Regions from separate parts of the Homo sapiens genome. Here region 2 is linked to region 1. A link is a contact called in ENCODE Hi-C or POLR2A ChIA-PET data. All regions are on one chromosome and are shown on one strand. Each heading gives the region's core, a stretch centred on a gene start or an enhancer-like site at or near the end of the contact. The rest is flanking DNA. Distances are from core to core; before and after follow the strand shown. Region 1 overlaps FBRSL1 (fibrosin like 1). Region 2 holds the start of ANKLE2 (ankyrin repeat and LEM domain containing 2).

Region 1 (4,514 bases), core at 919-3,418:
GGCTGTGGGGGCCAGGCGTGGGGTGCAGGCTGTGGGGGCCAGGCGTGGGGTGCAGGCTGTGGGGGCCAGGCGTGGGGTGCAGGCTGTGGGGGCCAGGCGTGGGGTGCAGGCTGTGGGGGCCAGGCGTGGGGTGCAGGCTGTGGGGGCCAGGCGTGGGGTGCAGGCTGTGGGGGCCAGGCGTGGGGTGCAGGCTGTGGGGGCCAGGCGTGGGGTGCAGGCTGTGGGGGCCAGGTGTGGGGTGCAGGCTGTGGGGGCCAGGTGTGGCGTAGGTCCTTCAGAGCAAGCTCCTGTTTCACCTCTTATCTGAAAATAATTCCAGACAGATCGCAAACATAGAAGTGAAAAACCATCAACGTATCAGAGAAGACCAGGTGTGGATTCCACCTTCTTGCTGGAATGGGAAGCCCTTCCTAGTCACGTCGCAAGGGCCTGAACCACAGAGAAGAGCAGCAGGTCCATGCCTGTAAGATGGCAAGAGCCGAGGCGGGCCTGCCACACCCACACGCGCCGGAAGGGCCCCTGCACTGGAGGAAGGTGGGCCCCTCGGAAAGGAGCAGCGGTTGGGCCCCGCACGTTCGTGTGTTAAAGGGCTGCGGTGCAGCTGGTGGGAAGGGATGCTGAGCTCCTGGCACTGACGCTACTTGGTCTGCTCACCCTGTGCGGTCCCCGGGGTCGGGGTCCTGCAGCCCAGGCTTCTGCAGGGTGAAACACCAACTCTATGTCCAGCGCCCCCAGCCACCAACCCCCAGGCAGTGACGTAGGACATCCTTCTGAGGAGGTTGTTTCTGCTCAGACCCAGCTCAACCACACAGGGGCCGGGTCGGATGGAAGCTAGGAGACCCCGGCACCCCAGAAAGGGACCCTCCCAGCCCCAGTCCAGGGCCCCGATGACCCTCTCCCTCCCCCAGCCTTGCGGCCACCACCCCTAGAATCCTGGCTTGTTACAAAGAAAGAAGGACAGGAACCTCTCACCCCTGGGAAGCCAGGGGGCCTGGAGGTTGGGGCATGTGGCTTTCTCCTCTCTGCTCGCCTCAACATCATCCCCCAGAAGTGTGGCTCCCATGGGGTCCGCCTCCACCTCCCTGCCCCGTCCAGCCACTGCCGGTGACCCAGGCTACGCAGTGACCATCCCAGCATCGGAAACAGGAAGGACTCCGAGAGAAACAGGAGGAATAGTGAAGGGGCCTGTGCAGGTGGGCAGGGAGGAGTCCAGACCAGCCTTTGGGCCTCCAGGGGGCACTGCGGCTCCCCAGAAAGGCCTCGGCACCTCCTTGGCCGTGCCCATCCCCCAGCAGTGCCAGCACCAAGTGCTCCCTTGGGCCAGGCTCCCAAATCTGGGCCCCTCACACAGCAAGGATGGGGATCCAGTGCTGCTCCATGCCAGCCATGAACCAGGCACTGAACACCCAGGCCTGCCACAGACCCCTGGGGTCTCTCCTGGGCCTGCACCATCCTCCTGGGAGGACTTCTGGACCCCTCATCTGAGGGGCTGCACTGTCTCTGGCACGCACGCGGGCCCTCTTCTTGGCTGGCGTCCCGGGTTTGAGTGGCCTCTTCGCCAGGTGGCCCACCTGTTAACTGCCCCCTCTGTGGTTGGGGCAGCAGGCCCCACCACGCCGCCAGGACTCTCCAGGGGCCAGGAAGGAGGCGGGTGCTGAGGCCTCCCAGGTGGGCAGAGGGAGGAGAAGCCAGCTTAGCCCGCAGTTTGACGGCCAACCCAAAAGGCAGACCCCAAAGCACAGCCCCCAAAGCCGGCCCTCGTCTCTAGGGTAACCACAGGTTGGAGCCCTTCTGGGGCTCTGCTGCCCTCCCCTTCACTGGGACCCAAACACTCTAGTGGGTTCCGCTCCACGTCCCAGGTTCGAACACAAGCTCCCCAGGGCCACAAGGGGGCGCCCCAGACACCAGCGAAGCCAAGAGGGCTGCAAGGAAGGGGAGGGTCTTCCGCACGGGCCGCGCGGCTGGGGCCATCCAGCACCCATTCTGGTCACGCCACAGTGGGCCCTACACTTAGCAGACGAGTTTGCTCAGGGAGGCTGAGAATGGGTGCTCCAGGGGTCCTCGGCCCTAGCAGAGGCCCCGGAGGCAGGTGGCCTCCACCTCACAGTGAGAACCTGAACACCTGGCCAGGTGCAGCCACGCCCATCCGGGAGGGCTGAGAGCAGAACAGGGGCCGGCCCTCTGGGGGCCTGGCCCAGGCTCCAACCCCTTCCTAGACCACACACAGCAGCTGCACCTTCTGGGGCTCGTTCCTCCACGCGGTCCCTCAGCTCTTTCCCTTCTAGGACAGGGCTTCTGGCAGTGGCCAGATGACCCAAATGGGGTGGCAGCCCCAGGGGCCACCAGACCCGCTTAACTTCTCGGCCATGGTCTGCAGGGACGTGACCCAGGCACGAGCAGCCGCCTCTGCCTCCTAGCCCGCGTGGGGTAGAGGATCACTCAAGCCCAGGGTACAGGTGGGAGGACTCCGGGTCCGCAGGCTCAGGGTCCCTGCGAAGAGGCAGCGGGGGCGCCCGGGCAAGCCTCAGCCCCCGCGAGGTGCACAATCCCGGCGGCGGGCGGAGGTCAGGGCGCGCTTTGTCTGCGAGGACCCGACCCGCGGAGCAGCCTCGGCCAGACACGCGGCGCAGCCTGGGCCAGCCGCGCCCCGCCCCAGACAAAGAACTCCAACTCGGGGCAGGTGAGCGCGGCGCCGGGAACCCGGGTGGCCGATTCCGCACCTGGGCGCAGACAAAGGCGCGCGCCACCCACAACGCTCGGCCCCGCCTCCACCCCCGGACCCCGGGTGCCCTGACCCGGGCCTGGGACCCTCGGCCGCGCCGCACCCCCGCCCGCCCGCCGCCACGTGCGCCCCCGGGAGGACGCGGTCTCCGCGCTTGGCTCCGGGAGAGGCGGTGTGGGCAGAAGGCCCGGAGATCTCGGGCGTCCCGCTCTTCTGGGGGGGCGGTCGCTCCCCCTCCCCTGTCCCCCCAAAGTCCCAATTCCCTCTCTGGAGTCCGCAGCGCGCACTCACCTCGCCGGCGCCCCAGGCAGTCGCCCCTAGTCCCGGGGCCGGAGCCGGGCTGCATGGACGCGGGCGTGGAGCGCGAGCCCCGGGTGGCCCTGGCCCGTCCAGGCGACCCCTCTCCCCGCGTGCCCTGCTCAGCCGGAGCTCGGGCCGGGGACGCGCATGTCCGCCGCGCCGGCTCTGCGCGCTCTGGGCGGCGCTCGGTGCGCTCTGGGCTCCCGGGCGGACGTCGGGCGCGGCGCGGGCCCCGAGGCGGCGGGCGCGGAGCTGGGCGCGCGGGAGGCGGGAGCGCGGGCGGGGCGGGGGCGGGGCGCGGGCAGACCCGACTAATCCAGCCCCGAGGCGCCGATCCACCCGCGCCCGCCGCCGGCCCGGGGTCCGAACGCGCTGCCTCCGATCACGGCCACCCGGGGAAAGGCGCGCAGCGCCGGCCTCACTGAGCGCTGTGTGGGCGCTGCTCCTCTGGTCCTCACAACAAGAAGTTACGGACACCTGCCACCCCGCTCCCAGAAGGGGAAACTGAGTCAGAAAGGGCGACAGCCGGGCGCGGTGGCCGGCGCCTGAAACAGCACTTTGGGAGGCCGAGGTGGGCGGATCACTTGAGCCCAGGAGTTCGAGACCAGCCTGGCCAACATAGGAAGACCCCCCACCCCCGCCCGTCTCTACGAAATAAAAAAATTAGCCGGAGGTGGCGGCACGCGCCTGTGGCCCCAGCTACTGGGGAGGCTGAGGTGGGAGGATCAACTGAGCCCGGGAGGTGGAGGCTGCAGTGAGCCGAGATTGCACCACTGCACTTCAGCGTAGGTGACAGAGCGAGACAAGGTCTCAAAAAAAGGAAAAAAGAGCGACCTCATTGCCACTGTGGAGAGTTGGGACCTGAAAGGAGGAGCCCTTCCCCCACCCGTCCGCTGCAAGCCCCGCCCTCCCTGGGCCTCGGTTTCTCCCTCTGTGAAACGGGGGTGCAAAGTCGGAGACAGCTCCGAGCAGCTGCTGTAGCTGCAAACGGCTGTGCAGCGCAGCCCCCAAGACCACCGCCCTGAACCCCGTGATTTTACACTTGAGGTGGCCGGGAGGGACAGGAAGCACCTGGCTCTCCCTTACGGTGGGGCGCTAGAACTCGGATCGAGGCCCAGCCACGGCTTCCTGCAAAGGCTGCTTATGTGCGCCTGACCGCACCAGACGCCTGGGCGGGACCCTTCCATCCCAGCGCCCACTCAGGTGGAAAACCAGGACACCAACTGCGAACTCAAACGCGATGAGTAAGGGAGGGAGGGCGCAGCTCTGGACCCGGCAGTCGGGAAGTGTTTAAGGACGGGTCCTCTCCAAGCTGCTGCGTGGCTGGCAGCACACAGGGAGGCCGGCTCTGGTGCGGCCAGGGACAGAGGGCTTGGGCTCCAGTTTCGGGACTGAGGTGGGAGCTGTGGCCACGTTTCTATTTCTGGGCTTGGAAGGCCTGGCCCCGGGCAGGGCCTATCCATGGCGGAGCCCGCAGCCATTCAAACCGCGG
Region 2 (4,130 bases), core at 380-2,879, 200 kb before region 1:
TACAGGCGTGAGCCACCACGCCCGGCCAAGGGGGGTTAGGGTTTCAACATACGAACGCTGGGGACAGACACTCAGAATACAGCAGAGGTGTACGTTTAACTTTGAAAGAAACTGCCTCACTATTTTCCAAGGTGGTTAACTCAGTGTTTGCTCTTGCCAGCAAAATTTGATATTGCCAATTTTTAAATTTTAGCCATTCTGGTGGATTTCAAGCAGCATCTCATCGTGGTTTGAATTTCCATTTCATCCATCTTCAAAATTACTGACCCTTTCTTCTGTAGTGCCCAACCAACCATTAGTACCATCCAATGATATTTTTTAAGAGATGGGGTCTTGCTATGTTGGTCAGGCTGGCGTGCAGTGGCTATTCACAGGCGAGATCACGCTCATGGCAGCCTCGAACTCCCGGACTGAAACTACCATCACCCCTCACGCTCCAGAGTTGCTGAGACTACAGACCTGAGCCACCTCGCTCAGATCAATTATGTTTTTAACCAAGGATATCAATTATATTTTTCAGGTCTTTCATTTTCATTTAATAATATCTAAATTAGGCGGGGCGCGGTGGCTCACGCCTGTAATCCCAGCACTTTGGGAGGCCGAGGCTGGTGGATCACTTGACATCAAGAATTCGAGACCAGTCTGGCCAACATGAGGAAACCCCGTCTCTACTAAACATGCAAAAATTAGCCAGGCGTGGTGGTGGGCACCTGTAATCCCAGCTACTTGGGAGGCTGAGGCAGGAGAATCGCTTGAGCCCAGGAGGCGGAGGCTGCAGTGAGCCGAGATCGCGCCACTGCACTTCAGCCTGGGCGACAGAGCAAGACACCGCATCAAAAAATAAATAAAACATCTAAATTACATACAGTAAAATCCTCCTTCCCTTTTTCGAGACAGGGTCTCACTATTAGGTTGGTGCAAAAGTAATTGCGGCTTTTACCATGACTTTCAAAATATTTGCCCGGGCTGGTCTCGAGCTCCCGGGCCGTGGGGATCCTCCCGCCTCGCCTCCCAAGGCGCTGGGACTCCGGACGCAGCCGCCGCGCCCGGCAAAATCCGCGCTTTCAACTGCGCGTCAGGGCCCCTTGGTGAAGGAGCGGGAAGCTCCGCCGGTCTCCATAGCGCCGGCGGCCTGTTCTGCGGGTTCGCGGGGGAGTGAGAGGCGCTTCCTCACTCCTGCTCCAGGACGGGACGACGGCCGCAAACAGTACTCGGGCTCGGAGCACACGAACCCGGAGGCCGCTTCGTTCTCGGAGACGCACAGCGCCCCACGGACGCCAGGCCGGGGCCGGGAGGCGCGAAGAAGCGCCGCCCCGCGCCCGGCCCCGCCCTGGTGGCCTCCCCGGGCCCCAGCCCCGGCCCCCGCCAGCACATTGCGCTCCCCGCGCCTCGCCGGTCCCAGGACCCCGCGTCGGGCTGCCCGCGCCCCGCCTGCCGCGCCCGCCCGTCCGCTCGCCCGTTCCCGCCCGCTTGGGTCCCAGGGCCGGGGCCGCGCCCTCGCCGGGCCTCCGCGAGCGGGGCCGCCGTCCGTGTCCCCCGCGCCGCCCCGGCCGCCTCGAGCGCGGCGCCGTCAGGCAGGGCGCGGGCAGCCCGGCGCGGGGTCCTGGGACGGGCGCGGCGCGGGGCGCGGGCTTCTCGGCGGCTGCGGCCCGGGCGGCGGCGATGCTGTGGCCGCGGCTGGCGGCGGCCGAGTGGGCGGCGCTGGCCTGGGAGCTGCTGGGCGCCTCGGTGCTGCTGATCGCTGTGCGGTGGCTGGTGCGGCGGCTGGGCCCGCGGCCGGGAGGTCTGGGCCGCAGCGGGACCCCAGTTCCTCCGCCAAGCGCGGCCGCCGCCCCCGCCTCAGGTAAGGCCCAGGCGGTCGCTGGGTCCCCGCACCCTGGCCCCTTCCCCGCCCCGACGCCCTCCTCGGGCCTGGGGTCCCGGCCGCGCCCCTGGAGCCGGCAGCAGTTGGGCGAGGCGGCCGGGGAAACCAGGGCCGGTCGGGAAAGGCCATTCCGGCCGCGGAAAGGGCAGTTGCGGGGACTTGGCTTCCCGGGCCGGGGGCGGAGGGGCCACGCCGGGTTCGGGGGTGAGAGCTTTCCCGGGCCCTGGAGCAGCCTCCGGGGAAGGCGGCGGGGGCCCGGCGAGGCGTTAGCGGAGACTCTTGCTGCGGTCTCTCGAGACCTGGGGAGGGATGGCCCAAAGGAGGGCGGCGCGGGGAGGAAACCCCTGGGTCCCGGATGTGTTTGGAACGTGAAGCCATTGCGGTTACTGGTCATGGAACATAAGGCAGAGACGGAAAAGGCAAATGTAACTCAGGGGTTTGGGGCCAGAGGAAGAGGGAGAAGGTGGCCATTTATTGCTTTGCGGTAGACTGTCGGGTCTGGGTGATGTGGAGATCAGAGGTGGGTTTTGGTCGTTTTAAGTTTGAGGTAACTGATACAGTGAACTGTGTATTTCAGCTCCATCCCCTTTTCCTGGCATACAACTCTTGAAATCCCGGGAACCTCCAAAGTGATGTCTTTTGTAGGCTGAGTGGACTGGTGGCCGGCAGCCCCTAGGGAGCTTCTGGATGGGGCTGGTCGCAGGAAAGACCAAGGCAGGGTTAGAGGTTCTGGGGACTTTCAGCCCCACCCCCAACCTCTGGGGAGGAGAGAGGGGTGAAGGTTGCGTTGATCACCAGTGGCTGATGAATCACGCCTGTGAAATGAAGTTCCTGTAAAAACCCAAAAGGGCTGGGTTCAGGGAGCTTCCAGATAGTACGTGGGGGTTCCTGGAGGCGGTGCCCAGAGAGGCCCTGAATTTCCAAGCGCTTCCCCCCGGTTTTACGTCACGCATCTCTTCACCTGTATTCTTTGTAATCCTTTATACTCTGCTGGTAAGTGTAAGTAAAACATGTCTGTGAGTTCGGGAGCCACTCTAGCAAATTACCGCAACCTGAGGAGGTCACCGGGTTACGCCCCGTCGGTCCCAAGCGCAGGTCAAACAACCTGGGCACTGGAAGTGGGGGGCAGTCTTGCGGGGCTGAGCCGTTAACCTGTGGGGGTCTGCTGGTATCTCCAGGAAGACGCTGTCAGAATAGATGACTGAATTAGGATGACAGACGACACCCAGCCTGTGTCCACTGCAGAACTGACGACCTGCGTGATTTGTGGGGAGAAAATCCCCACATACCTGGTGTCCGAAGCATGTTGCAAGACTAGTGGGAGAAACTGAGTTTGTTTTTACTCTAAATTGTCAGACTGTTAGTCACTGCGGAGAGGTGCTTTCTGATGATTGAGTGGGGATTCCTGTCCAATTGTGTGAGTTTGTGTCTCGGCCCTACCACTTTTTTTTTTTTTTTTTTTTGAAATGTAGTCTCGCCCTGTGGCCCAGGCTGGAGTGCAGTGGCGCGATCTCGGCTCACTGCAAGCTCCGCCTCCCGGGTTCAAGCGATTCTCCTGCATCAGCCTCCCGAGTAGCTGGGATTACAGGCGCCTGCCACCACGCCCGGCTAATTTTTGTATTTTTAATAGAGACGGGGTTTCACCATGTTGGCCAGGATGGTCTCGAATTCCTGACCTCAGGTGATCCACCTGCCTCAGCTTCCCAAAATGCTGGGATTACAGGTGTGAGCCATCGCACCGGGCCCTACCACTTATTGCTGTGGGCTTAACCTGTTTTCAGCCTGCTCTTTTAGGAATGGGGATGATAGTGATACCTGGTTAGGCTTTTTTGGGAGTTGGGTAAGTGCAGCACTTGGTATGTGTTAAGCACCTCTGAGTGCTGTTACTGTCACCAGCGGCATCATCCAGGCAGAGCTGCGGACAAGGTGGCGGCGGGTGAGGGTGGTGTTTTGAGAATGGCTGAAATAAAAAAATACTGATTTATTTTATATAAAAATATGTTTTTATATATGATGTATAATATACGTATATCATGGCATATGATACGTGTATATCATATAGCACATATAGTATACATATATATAGTCAGCAGAGATTTAGAGAAACTGGGCCTCGTGCATTGCAGGTGGGGACGGTAAGTGGTGCAGCTACTCTGGGAATCAGCCTGGCAGGTTTTTAGGAAGTTAAACCTGCCCTGCATTCCTGAGCTTTTATTAGACAAATGAAAACTATTTTCACACAAAAACCCATATTTAATGTTCATAG

Evidence for each region. A loop is a pair of places that touch in the nucleus more often than their neighbours do. ChIA-PET counts read pairs that join two places held with the same protein, here RNA polymerase II (POLR2A). Pooled maps may share reads with other maps.
Region 2: a pooled map shows a loop between it and region 1 (5-fold over the local background). The contact joins the promoter of ANKLE2 here to the enhancer-like site in region 1. A Hi-C loop is called at or near these places in 7 of 50 pooled maps. POLR2A ChIA-PET finds 5 or more read pairs at or near these places in 2 of 52 experiments (A673 and activated T-cell).

Annotation. Positions count from the first base shown.
Region 1 is chr12:132,558,730-132,563,243 of GRCh38, reverse strand. All of the region lies in intron 5 of FBRSL1 (fibrosin like 1), which reads right to left. Among named protein-coding and RNA genes, the nearest start is that of MIR6763, 21 kb to the left of the region's middle. RefSeq lists enhancers at 1,573-1,622, 1,753-2,092, 2,103-2,172 and silencers at 2,703-2,782, 3,053-3,352. Within about 2 kb of position 2,168, at least 7 of the 41 ENCODE cell types and tissues checked have a DNase peak (open chromatin) inside an H3K27ac peak, as active enhancers do; they include A673, where a contact is called at or near this core.
Region 2 is chr12:132,759,331-132,763,460 of GRCh38, reverse strand. ANKLE2 (ankyrin repeat and LEM domain containing 2) reads left to right here and starts at 1,629. Exons shown (of 13, transcript NM_015114.3): 1 at 1,629-1,843. The coding sequence starts at 1,663. RefSeq lists enhancers at 961-1,060, 1,415-2,283 and silencers at 1,211-1,500, 1,591-2,180.